Linked DNA regions of Homo sapiens: region 2 is linked to region 1. Evidence: read pairs that join two places in POLR2A ChIA-PET (ENCODE). Cell type or tissue: PC-9. All regions are shown on one strand. Links, peaks and the distances in the headings refer to the core of each region. The heading gives the core; the rest is flanking DNA. Region 1 overlaps RAC1 (Rac family small GTPase 1). Region 2 overlaps CYTH3 (cytohesin 3).

What was found. Peaks named below come from ENCODE experiments on the same cell type or tissue, not always from the same donor. Only the 100,000 strongest peaks of a DNase experiment are listed, where the experiment ranks them.
Region 2: POLR2A ChIA-PET joins it to region 1 with 5 read pairs; 6 of 35 experiments call an interaction of 5 or more read pairs at or near these places.

Annotation. Positions count from the first base shown.
Region 1 is chr7:6,384,271-6,389,440 of GRCh38, reverse strand. RAC1 (Rac family small GTPase 1) reads right to left here. Exons shown (of 6, transcript NM_006908.5): 2 at 2,158-2,229. Among named protein-coding and RNA genes, the nearest start is that of RAC1, 12 kb to the right of the region's middle. In PC-9, for the core only: no CTCF peak of the experiment used is centred there; DNase peaks (open chromatin) are centred at 3,434, 3,880 and 4,920; H3K4me3 peaks cover 1,232 bases; H3K27ac peaks cover 2,500 bases.
Region 2 is chr7:6,249,590-6,256,560 of GRCh38, reverse strand. All of the region lies in intron 1 of CYTH3 (cytohesin 3), which reads left to right. Among named protein-coding and RNA genes, the nearest start is that of CYTH3, 20 kb to the left of the region's middle. RefSeq lists an enhancer at 5,876-6,035. In PC-9, for the core only: no CTCF peak of the experiment used is centred there; no DNase peak of the experiment used is centred there.

The sequences.
Region 1 (5,170 bases), core at 2,671-5,170:
CCCAAGTGCTGGGATTACAGGCGTGAGCAAACTTTTTTAATTAAAAAAAAAAAAAATTCAAAAGATTTTAACCACATCTGTGATTGGAAATGAAAACGGTTAGATAACTTCAACCCACGTTAATGGCAGTGTGTACTAAGAGGCCACTTAAGTCAAGGCCAGCAAAGTGACAGCTTTATAGACAGCAATTTGGTAGTTATCTACCAAAAAATAATTTTTTAATTTTTTTTTTTTTTTGGGAGACAGAGTCTCACTCTGTTACCCAGGCTGAAGTGCAGTGGCACAATCTTGGCTCACTGCAACCTCTGCTTCCCGGGTTCAAGCAATTCTCATGCCTCAGCCTCCTGAGTAGCTGGGACTACAGGAGTGCACCACCACACCCGGCTAACTACTGTATTTTTAGCAGAGGTGGGGGTTTTAACATGTTGGCCAGGTTGGTCTCGAACTCCTGACCTCAAGTGATCCTTCCGTCTTGGCCTCCCAAAGTGCTGGGATTACAGGCGTGAGCAATCACGCCCAGCTGTATCTACCAAAATTTAAAACATCCATTGTCTTTTGATTTGGCACGATTTTGCTTCTAATAATCTATCAAGTGTACACAAAGACATAAGGGACAACACTGAACCCAGCAATGTTTGTTAACACCAAGAGTCCAAGTGACCAGTGGGTTAAATCAGTTATAGTACTTCAAAATCATTAATCATTAATGATTAAACCTTTATCTACATATGTAGATAAGGAAAATCTCCCCCATAAATTTAGGACAACAGGGACAGCATGATTCCACTTACAGTAAAAAATGGGTGCCGTGGCTCACGCCTGTAATCCCAGCACTTTGGGAGGCTGAAGTGGGCAGATCACCTGAGGTCAGGAGTTTGAGACCAACCTGGCCAACATGGTGAAACCCGTCTCTACTAAAGAAACAAAAATTAGCCAGGTGTGGTGGTGTATGCCTGTAATCACAGCTACCTGGGAGGCTGAGGCAGAGAATCACTTGAACCCAGGAGGCAGACGCTGCAGTGAGCTGAGATCGCATCACAGCACTCCATCCTGGGCAAGAGAGAGAGACTAACTCCAAAAAAAAAAAAAAAAAAGGAAAACAACAACAACAACAACAAAAACATGGGTACGACACTTCAGAGAGCACCTGGGTGTGTGTTGTGCCTGAGGAGGTGAACACAGGTGGGGAGGAGGCGACACCTCCCCAGCCTGCACAGGGAGGACTCACAGCAGCTGCAGGATGGTGCATTATGAGGCTCAGCTACGTGCGCTCCCGGGTAACCCATCACCAGAGCAGCACTTTCCTGTCTCCACCCAATTCTGCTGCCTATAGGGAGTAAGCAATTCAATAGCCAATTCCACCCTCCCATTCCCCCTTCAACACACACACCCAAGTTTCAATTCCAAAGCCCTACACCTCAATGCGGACATGTAACCAACTGATGACTTATCAGAAAAGGCCAATTAAAACGTAATGGAATCTTTCCCTTTCCAGTTCCCAGAAAGCCAGTGTATCTGAAACTCGTGCACTGACAAGGACTGTTTCTGATCAGACTTTTGGTCAGAGTTCTTGTGTCCAACTATGGTTTTCTTTAACATCATCCAGTCTCTGTACCTCACAGACAGTTAAAGTTTGCTTTCTGGATGTCTAAAAATCAACTAGCAAAGTTGTGAAAAGTTTATATTACCCTAAGTTTCTTTTTTTTTTTTCTTTTGAGATGGAGTTTCGCTCTCATTGCCCAGGCTGGAGTGCAGTGGCGTGATCTTGGCTCACTGCAACCTCCGCCTCCACGGTTCGAGTGATTCTCCTGCCTCAGCCTCCCAAGTATGTGGGATTACAGGCACCCGCCACCACACCTGGCTAATTTTTTGTATTTTTAGTAGAGATGGGGTTTCATCACGTTGACCATGCTGGTCTCGAACTCCTGACCCTCAGTTGATCCACCCGCCTCAGTCTCCCAAAGTGCTGAGATCACCACCCCCAGCCCTATTTTTTAAAAGCCTAATATACCTTATAATTAGGTTTCAGTGAATGTTTAAGAAAAAATTAGTATCTGTTCATATGAGGATTAAAGATGGCTTTACAGCAAAACAAATGGTCAAAGAAATGTGAAACCCGTAACACAAACAGGTTAATTCCCAATTTAAGATACTTACACAGTAGGGATATATTCTCCAGGAAATGCATTGGTTGTGTAACTGATCAGTAGGCAAGTTTTACCTACAGCTCTAAAGAGAAAGAGAAAAAAGGTTGCTTAGTCAACATGAATGTAATCTTAGCTTTCACTATTAAGTTAAAATAATTTCTAGAGAAAAAAAATCAAGGCATATACATCACATACTTAGCATTAAAGAAAATGTTTTCTATAACCCTTTATCACCACATACACATTGGTACCCTGAAATTTAAAGTAAACAAACTAGAATTTCTCAGAAAGATAGAGTCAGGAGCCATCACATTCTGTTTAGGTACCCGGTGTTAGCATTAATAGTCAAGAAACAGTTGTCACCTAGCTACAAGACTCAAGAGAAACAAGATTTTAAAACTTCACGTCTCTTCTGTGAACATCTGTAGAGCCTCTCATCAAGAATCTTAAGTTTGATCCTGAAGATATTTTCTTTTTTTCTTTTTTTTCTTTTTTTTTTTTTTTTGAGACCGAGTCTCGTGCTGTCGCCCCAGCTGGAGTGCAGTGCAGAGGCACCATCTTGGCTCACTGCAACCTCTGCCTCCCAGGTTCAAGCGATTCTCCTGCCTCAGCCTCCCAAGTAGCTGGGATTACAGCTGTCCACCACCACGCCTGGATAATTTTTTTGTATTTTTAGTAGAGATGGGTTTTCGCCATGTTGGCCAGGCTGGTCTCGAACTCCTGACCTCAAGTGATCCGCCCACCTGGACCTCCCAAAGTGCTGGGATTACAGGCTGGAGCCACCACACCCAGCCTAAAGGTATTTTAATTAACACTAATATACAAACACAGCCTTCCTCTTTAAGTAACTTATTCTGCTGCCTTAAGTGGGACAGCTCAAAATCCCACCACATCCCTACAGCCTCCCCTATGGCAATCAGCAATGACTGTTCTCTTGAGAGAAAGTGCTTAGTCAATAAACTACCACACGTAACTGCCATCACATTGATTCAGCTGTATTTAAATGCCACCTCCCCCAGCCCCAATCCTCACACAGCACCATAAGTCTATAAGCAGGGACTATCACAATACATCCCAGACATTTAATTAACAGCTCAGAGACGATGGGAGTTAAACTTGCCAAACAGAGAAGTGTGTAGAAATACTTCAGAGAAAGGAGCACCACCTGCACAACTGGCAATGGGTAGAGACTAATCCTAATATTACCAGTGTGCCGCCAGGCAGAAGAGTGGTGGCTGAAAGTCTCCCAACCACCTGGAATGTTTTTCAAGAGGCTATCACCTAATAACTAAGGTCACCACATCATTAGCAAAACATAAAGGTCTCCAATTTTTACAGCATTGACAAGGCAAGCTTAAGGGCTTACATGAGAATTCAAGTCTCTGGCATCCTGAGGGTTCAGTTAGCCAAGTGCTCTCCTTAATGAGCCCTTCTCTCTGCTGTGCTGTCAGTTTACCAAGGTCACAATGACACATCAGCATCATAATTTTAAGATTTTTGTCGTTCAATCTCAACTACTATAAATTAGAATTCACCATAAAGTTAAGCGCTTTTCCATTTTCCCTCACACTCAAGGCAGATTACAGGCCCAGCCAGTCTTGCCAATATTCATTCACTCATGACATTATTGAGGGCTTAACAAAAGTTGGAACTCCCCATTCCAAAGACTTTAGAGAGTCAAACATTACATCACCAGGAAGTAGCTTCCAACTCCTAAAGGCTTTCTAAACAGAAATGACTCATTGGACATACATTTCGTTAAAAGCTTAGAATGTGAAAATAAACCTGTATGAGCAGGAGCCTAAGCTTTGGAGTCAGAAGCCCAGATTTGAGACCCAGGGCCAATTCTAGCACGTACTGGCTGTATTTTTTGGCAAGTTTCAACTTCCTCATGCCTTTTTTTTTCACCTGCAAAATTAATGCAGAACTACCAGCTCCATCCCCAAACTACTGTGAGCATTAATTCAATTTCAATTTATATCAACCGTGTGCTACACCAGAAGCACACTAGGTGCTAAAGATGTATCAATGAACAAGACCTCATGAAGTAAGTGCAGTTGTTAAATTTAAAAATTAAGAATGCAATCATCACATGAAATTATGCGTGTGATAACTGTCATTATTAAAGCAGCTCTGGAAATGTACAGCAAAAGAGCTAACATTTCTAGAGCTGAAAAAAATATTTTTAGGCCAGGCATGGTGGCTCATGCCTGTAATCCTAGCACTTTGGGAGGCTGAGGTGGGTGGATCGCTTGAGCCCAGGAGTTCAAGACCAGCTGGGCCAACATGGAGAAACCCGTTCTCTACTAAAAATACAAAAATTAGGTGGGTGTGGCGGTGTGCAGCAGTAGTCTCAGCTACTTGGGGGGCTGAGGCACGAGGATCACTTGAACCCAGGAGGGAGGTCAAGGCTGCAGTGAAACAAGATTGCACCAGTGCATCCAGTCTGAGGGACAAAGTGAGACCCTGTCTCAAAAAAATAAATTTTTTTAAATTAAAAAATAAAAGCCTGGTGCAGTGGCTTAGGCCTGTAATCCCAGCACAGGAGGCTATAATCCCAGCACAGGGGCCTGAGGTGGGAGGATCGCTGAGCCCAGGAGTTCAAGACCAGCCTGGGCAACATAGGGAGACCTTGTTTCCACAAAAAATTCAAAAATAAGTGGTGGCTCTTGCCTGTAGTCCCAGCTACTCAGGAGGCTGAAGCAAGAGGATCCCTTCAGCCCAGGAATTCAGGGCAGCAGTGAGCTGTGATCACACCACTCCACCCAGCCTAGGTGACAAAGCACGATCCCATCTCAACAATAAAAAAATAAGTGGGCAGTGGCATAGGGAAATACGTTACCTCTTCTTGTTAAGGACATGGGGACTAGATCCTACTTGGAAAGTCACAGGTTTTAAATTGCCCAGAAAGCACTGGATTTTAGAAGAAGCCTCCAACTGCAGTGTGGCAGGAAGCCTGAGGACGCCAGGGACTCAGTCAAGGCAGACACACATGGAAGCTGTTGCTACAGTCCAGGAGCCAT
Region 2 (6,971 bases), core at 488-2,987, 130 kb after region 1:
ATGTCTTCCTGTCAAGTATTACCTATTATGATTCTGGTGAAGAGCGGACTGTCTTGCATCTAAAGGTAATGAAGACCATCTACTTCAGAAGTCTTGTTAAGTTCTGCGCTAAAACATTTATCTCCCATTTCTGTTATACCTGTAAAGGGGAGCAAAGAATTTGTGTCTTCAGAGAGAAGTCCACTATCCTAGTCCTTTCAGCCCCCTTGAGGTTTGGTGCAGGCCTGCCTGGGAGTTCCACAAATGGGAGTGTGCTCTAGGGCCCCCTGCCTGAACCAGTGGCCAGTGACTCCCTTTGGAGAGAATATCCCGGCAGAAGTTCTCGAGTCTCAGGACTTGCTGTAGGCGGTTTTATCTTGGTTTCAGCCATCACGAAATGTAGTTGATTGGATCAGTGACTGGGAATTTCAAGAACAGATTTTACAGGAGTGCTGTTTCCTTAGAGTTGTAAAGTTATTGACAGGGCCATTTCAACTTTGGTTAAACAGATTAAAGGTTGGCCGGGCGCAATGGCTCATGCCTGTAATCCCAGCACTTTGGGAGGCCGAGGTGGGTGGATCACGAGGTCAGGAGATCGAGACCATCCTGGCTAACACAGTGAAACCCTGTCTCTACTAAAAATACAAAAAATTAGCTGGGCGTAGTGGCGGGCACCTGTAGTCCCAGCTACTCAGGAGGCTGAGGCAGGAGAATCGCGTTAACCTGGAAGGCGGAGCTTGTAGTGAGCAGAGATCGCGCCACTGCACTTCAGCCTGGGTGACAGAGGGAGATTCCATCTCAAAAAAAAAAAAAAAAAAAAAAACAGATTAAAGGTCAAACTTGGGTAGTCACACTAACCTGAGCGTCTCCCCCACATAGGGAGTCTGTAAGTCCTTAATTTCATAAGAGACTTGAAGTAGAAGCTGTTTTCTCCTGATGTCCCCAACATATCCCTCCCTCCCTATCTTGATGAGGTGCTGGACCCCCAGGACTACTGCAGTGCTGTGGTGGGGGCCTTTCTGGTCCTCAGCCCAGCTTCTTCACGGCCGACTCTGTTGGGATGCATCATGCTGGAGATAACTATGTAGCCATTCCTTCCTAAATAGTCTTAGTCCTGTGGGATTGGAGAGGCCCTCTTTTCCCTTGGGGTCTCTAGGAATTAGGATTTCAGAACTTTTCCCTGTTTGCTATATCAGGTCAGCCATTGAGGATATTTCGGGTAATTCCCCTTGTTCAAGGCAGAATATTGTCATCTATAATGTTAATGGTTCTGAGAATTTGTATTCATACTTTCTGTATGCTTACATAAGTTTGTTTAAACATTTGAGCCTGATTGGTGTTGACAAATATTTGGTATTGACATATTTTTAAGTAAATATCTGCAGCTCTGTCATTTCTAGCCTTGTGATTTTGTGTAAGTTACTTAATCTCCCTAAGCTGTTAAAAAACCGAAGTGAAATTATTTATATGAAGAATTTATCAAAAATCTCGACGATTGTAATAGTAGGCATTCAAAACTGTTAGTCATCAGTGTGTTAAGCCTCTGGCCTGCCTGTCTTTACATACTGAGTAGAGTGAGTTGGAAGAATTGTTTTATTTGGGCTGAGGAATAACTGATGATTGGCAATATGATTATTATATCTTTTCTTCCCAACTTTGTATTTTGAAAATGTTCAAATCTACAGAAAAGTTGAAGGAATGGTACGATGAATCCTATATGTCTTTCACCTAAATTCACCAGCTGCTAACATTTGGCCACATTTGCTTGTCTGTCTTTGTATTACAATTTGTGTGTGTGTGACTGAACCCATTTGAAAGCAAGATACAAACATGGGCAGGTGCGATGGCTCACGCCTATAATCCCAGCACTTTGGGAGGCCAAGGTGCGCAGATTGTTTGAGGTCAGGAGTTCGAGACCAGCCTGGCCAACATGGTGAAAGCCTGTCTCTACTAAAAATACAAAAAATTAGCCGAGCATTGTGGTATGCGCCTGTAATCCCAGCTTCTTGGGAGGCTGAGGCATGAGAATAGCTTGAGCCTGGGAGGCGGAGGTTGCAGTGAGCTGAGATCACGCCACTGCACTCCAGCCTAGACGACAGAACGAGACTCCGTCTCAAAAAGTTACAAACATCATAACGCTTTTCAAAGAAATACTTTAGCACTCGTCTTCTAAGGACATTCTCCTACATAACTACAGCCGTTATCATTCTTAAGATAACTAACAGTCATTCCATAATATTGTTCCAAAATAGTACACATTCTGCTTTCCCCAGTTGTTACCAAAATGTTTTTATAGCTTTCTTTTTTTTTTAAACCTATCTAGGCTCTAATTAAGATTTACACCTTCTATTTAGTTATCTTTTATCAGTCTTATTTTTGTTGTTGTTTGTTTGTTTTTGAGGTGGAGTCTTGCTCTGTGGCCAGGGCTGGAGTGCAGTGGTGCGATCTCTCAGCTCACTTCAACCTCCGTCTCCCGGGTTCACGTGATTCTCCTGCCTCACCCTCCTGAGTAGTTGGGATTATAGGTGCCTGCCACTGCACCTGGCCTCCTTTCTTTATTTTTTATTTTATTTATTTATTTTTATTTTTGAGACAGAGTCTCACTCTGTCACCCAGGCTGGAGTGCAGTGGCATGATCTTGGCTCACTGCAACCGCTGCCTCCCGGGTTCAAGTGATTCTCCTGCCTCACCCTCCCGAGTAGTTGGGATTACAGGTGCCTGCCACTGCACCTGGCCTCTTTTGTTTATTTATTTATTTTTATTTTTGAGACAGCATCTCACTCTGTCACCCAGGCTGGAGTGCAGTCTCATGATCTCGGCTCACTGCAACTTCCGCCTCCCGGGTTCAAGTGATTCTCCTGCCTCAACCTCCCCAGTAGCTGGGACTACAGGTGCCTACTACCACGCCCGGCTAATTTTTGTATTTTTAGTAGAGATAGGGTTTCATCAAATTGGCCAGGCTGGTCTCAAACTCCTGACCTTGTGATCTGCCCGCCTTGGCCTCCCAAAGTGTTGGGATTACAGGCGTGAGCCACCGTGCCCGGCTGTTTTTAATTTTAAAATGTGTTTTGGTGGCTGGGTGCGATGGATCAGGCTGGTAATTTCAGCACTTTGAGAGGCCGAGGCAGGCGGATCACTTGAGGCCAGGAGTTCAAGACCAGCCTGGCCAACATGGTGAAACCCTATCTCTACTAAAAATACAAAAAAATTAACTGGGCATGGTGCTGCATACCTGAAATCTCAAGCTGAGGCACGAGAATTGCTTGAACCCAGGAGGCAGAGGTTGCAGTGAGCCAAGGTTCTGCCAGTGCACTCCAGCCTGGGTGAACACAGTATGACTCTGTCTCAAAAAAAAAAAAAAAAAATTGTTTTCGTGACACCTTTTTGAAGAGTCCAGGCTTATTGTCTAATATCATTATTTGCATCCTATAGACTAGATTGCATGTGTAAGCAGAATTGATAAGTGCTTCAGTTTCTTTAATTTTTTAATTGTAAATATGTTAAAAATCATTTTGATTCAAGGTAAAAGTGACATTCATTTTTCTTGTTCTTTGGTAAGTGTGGATTAAGTTGGTAACCAGAAGGAGTTACGGAGTGGTTCAGATGTCAGTGGAATGTGTGTGTGGGTAAATTTGGAACAAGCATCCACAGTGGTTTCTCAGACTCACACCCATCCGGAGGTAGTTATCTGGCTTAACATAGTGAGGATTTTATTTTAATATTTGGCCATGGTTTTATAAAGAAATGAACTTAACAATTGGAAAATTTAGTAAGACAAACTATATTTACATAATTTTCAAGAGATACTTTTGCTGTCAGATCCTTGGATGAAGACTAAACCTTAAATCTCTCAGGAATGCATCTTTTTCTTCTTCCCTCCCTCAACACTTTCCTATTGATTTAAAAAAAGAGCTTTAACTGCAGCTGAGACTAATACAGGATCCAGCTGTAGCTTTTTTGTTGTTGTTCATGTATCCGGTGATGGGCACAGCAAACTCATTGTATGAAAAGCCAATAAAGGAAAGGGCAGGGTGGGAAAAAAAATGACACTCCTCTAAAAGTATTCAAGAAATAGCAACAGGGTCTCGGAGTCTCCCTTTCAGATGACTGATTTAAATTCCATTCTAAAGTATTAATTTTGTTCGTGACTAGTCTAGAAGGCATTTTAATTTTCCCTTTTAATTATGTACACGCCACGTAACCAGAGAGTATATGTGAGGCTGACACATTATTTTCCTTGGAGGCAGAAAATAGTAAAGCATGAGAACCCAGAGAACTAAACGCTCCTCTTGTAAAATAGGGCAAAGATTCTTCAAAATACTGTTCATGTTCATGCTGGTATAGAGATAGCAAGGATCTGTGAAAGAAAGCCAGTTTCTCTTAAATTTGTTCAGTAGTACTCAAATTTATGCATTTACCATACAGCAAATAAATTCAGAATCAGTAGTTCAATCAAACTACATTCCACATTTGCCTATCTGTTTCAGTGTAATTTCTATAAAAGATTTGCATCTTCTGCTCTGTCTTAACAGGACCAGGTCCATATCACCATCCTGTAGCTGAAAATGAATTATGTTTTAAAGTGGTTTTTATGATCAATGTAATGATCATAAGACTAGTGATTTTCACATACTTATCTCAAGCATTTTGTTTTTCTTTTTTCACATTAAGGGGGTCAGATTTCTCATATTTCTTGTAATTGTAGCCAGACGTCCTGTTTGGGGACTATTAAATACCAATGGTGCCTGTGAAGAACTCATGCGATTCTGTGGTAACCATCTGAGTTATTCTTTGTAGATTTGATTTTATGGACAGGCCTCTTTGAAGTCCTGTACTCTATTTTTAGAAGCTCTTTTTTACGTTTCCGTGGTTCAGGGCATCAGTCATAAACATATTTATTATTCAGCACAAAAATGTTGTTCAGTGTCTTAAGGCTGTTTAAACTTTACGGAAATAATAAACCAGTGGCACTTCAGTGGATGTAATATATGAGCACTACTGAACAAATTTAAGGGCGGAGAATTTTGCGGTCCTTCACAGATTGCTGCTCTGTCTGCGCCGCCATGAACGGTATTTTGAAGAATCCTTTCCTATTTTACACTGAGAGGGTTCCGTCTCCATGCTTCTCACACGTTTTGATTTTCTGCCTCCCACTGAAAGAAACGCTTTTGTAGCCCTTCAAGAAACTTCCTACATGTCTCCCCTCCTTCTCTCCTGCCTCATTATTACTCCTTTAAAGAAAAAAAAAAAAAAGAATAGTCTGATAGCTTTCTTTTCAGATTTATTTTATTTTATTTATTTTTTTTGAGACGGTGTTTCGCTCTTGTTGCCCAGGCTGGAGTGCAATGGCGTGATCTCGGCTCACTGCAACCTCCGCCACCTGGATTCACGCGATTCTCCTGCTTCAACTTCTGAAGTAGCTGAGACTACAGGCGCCCGCCACCACGTCCAGCTAATTTTTCTATTTTTAGTGGAGATGGGGTTTTACCATGTTGGCCAGGCTGGTCTTGAACTCCTGACCTCAGTCCACCCGCCTTGGCCTCCCAAAGTGCTGGGATTACAGGCGTGAGCCACTGAGCCCGGCTCTTCTCAGATTTATGTATGATTGGTTTGCTGCTCTGTGTTGTAGCAGAGACCCTGTGCTCTGAAGTAATTTCTGATCCAGTGAAATATTACAGGAGCGAGGGACTGTGCACCTTCAGTGTATTTGGTAATAAAGCACCTATTCTCTTTTTAGAAATCACTATAATCCACATGCCATTATAGTCATCCTTTTAAATTACACAATTGAATGGCTTTTAGTATATTCATAAAGTTGTGCGACCATCAGCACTATCTAATTTTAGAACATTTTTATCACTTCAAAAAGAACCTGGGCCCCATTAGCTGTCATCCCCTCCTCTGCAACCCCTGGCAGTCATTCATTGACTTTTTGTTTCCATGGACATGTCACGTAAATGGAATCATAGAATATGTGGTCTTCTGTGTTTGGCATTTTTCACTCAGCAGGTTCATCCATGTTGTGGCATGAGTCATTTTCCCAGGTTCATCCGTGTTGCAGCTCGATTCAGTGTCAGTGTCTGTGCTTCTCCTGTGGGTGGAACTGAGACTTGGATTGGTTTTAGTGTTGGGAGTGGTCAGAGAGGTTTTGCTCACCTCTGTCACATGGTTGAATCTGTGGCTGTGTGCTATCTTGAAGGTTTTTAGGTTTGCTTGTGTTTTCTTCCTATTGAAAAGGTTGAAGTTTATTTTAACCCGTATTATTTGAAGGACCACATCAAATCCTTGCTATTGAAATCCTTTAGTTGATAATCTTATGAACAGTTGCATCTGGAGTAGAATCATGTTGTCTGTAGAAAGTTTTTACTCTCTCTGAAGACCAATAGTGGGTTCAAGAAACAGAATTCCCCAAGGGAGCCATACTGAAATCTGTTAACAGAAGCGTGAAGAGTCTACTTCTCGGGGATTCCAGTGTGATCCCAGTGGTGGACATAGGACAACAAATTTCCATCCCCTGTTCACCCCAAAATCTCGACAAATGACAGGGAAGAGACTGGGATGGGGGGCAAGTGGGGAGAAGTTGGTCAAAGCGTACAGTCTTGCATTTGTAAGATGAATAAATTCTGGAGACCTCATGTACAGCCCTGTGACTACAGTTAGAGATAACGTATTGTATGCTTGAAATTTGCAGAGTGATTTTAAGTATTCTCACTACACAAGCACAAGGTAACTATGTGAGGCGAGAGGTATGTTAATCTTCCTGACTGTGGTCATCATTTCACAGTGTCTCCTTAATCAAGACATCGAGATGTACACCTTGAATATATCCAATTTTTAGTTGTCAATTGTATCTCAACGTAGGTGGGGAAAAAAGAGCCTGGGAAGGGACCTTTTGCAAAGGATAGAGTGTAACACACTTTTGGAAGGAAACTACAAATGGGAAACCTATAAGCAGATAAAACAGAAGGAGGGTTTAGAGTAAGCAGGAGCAG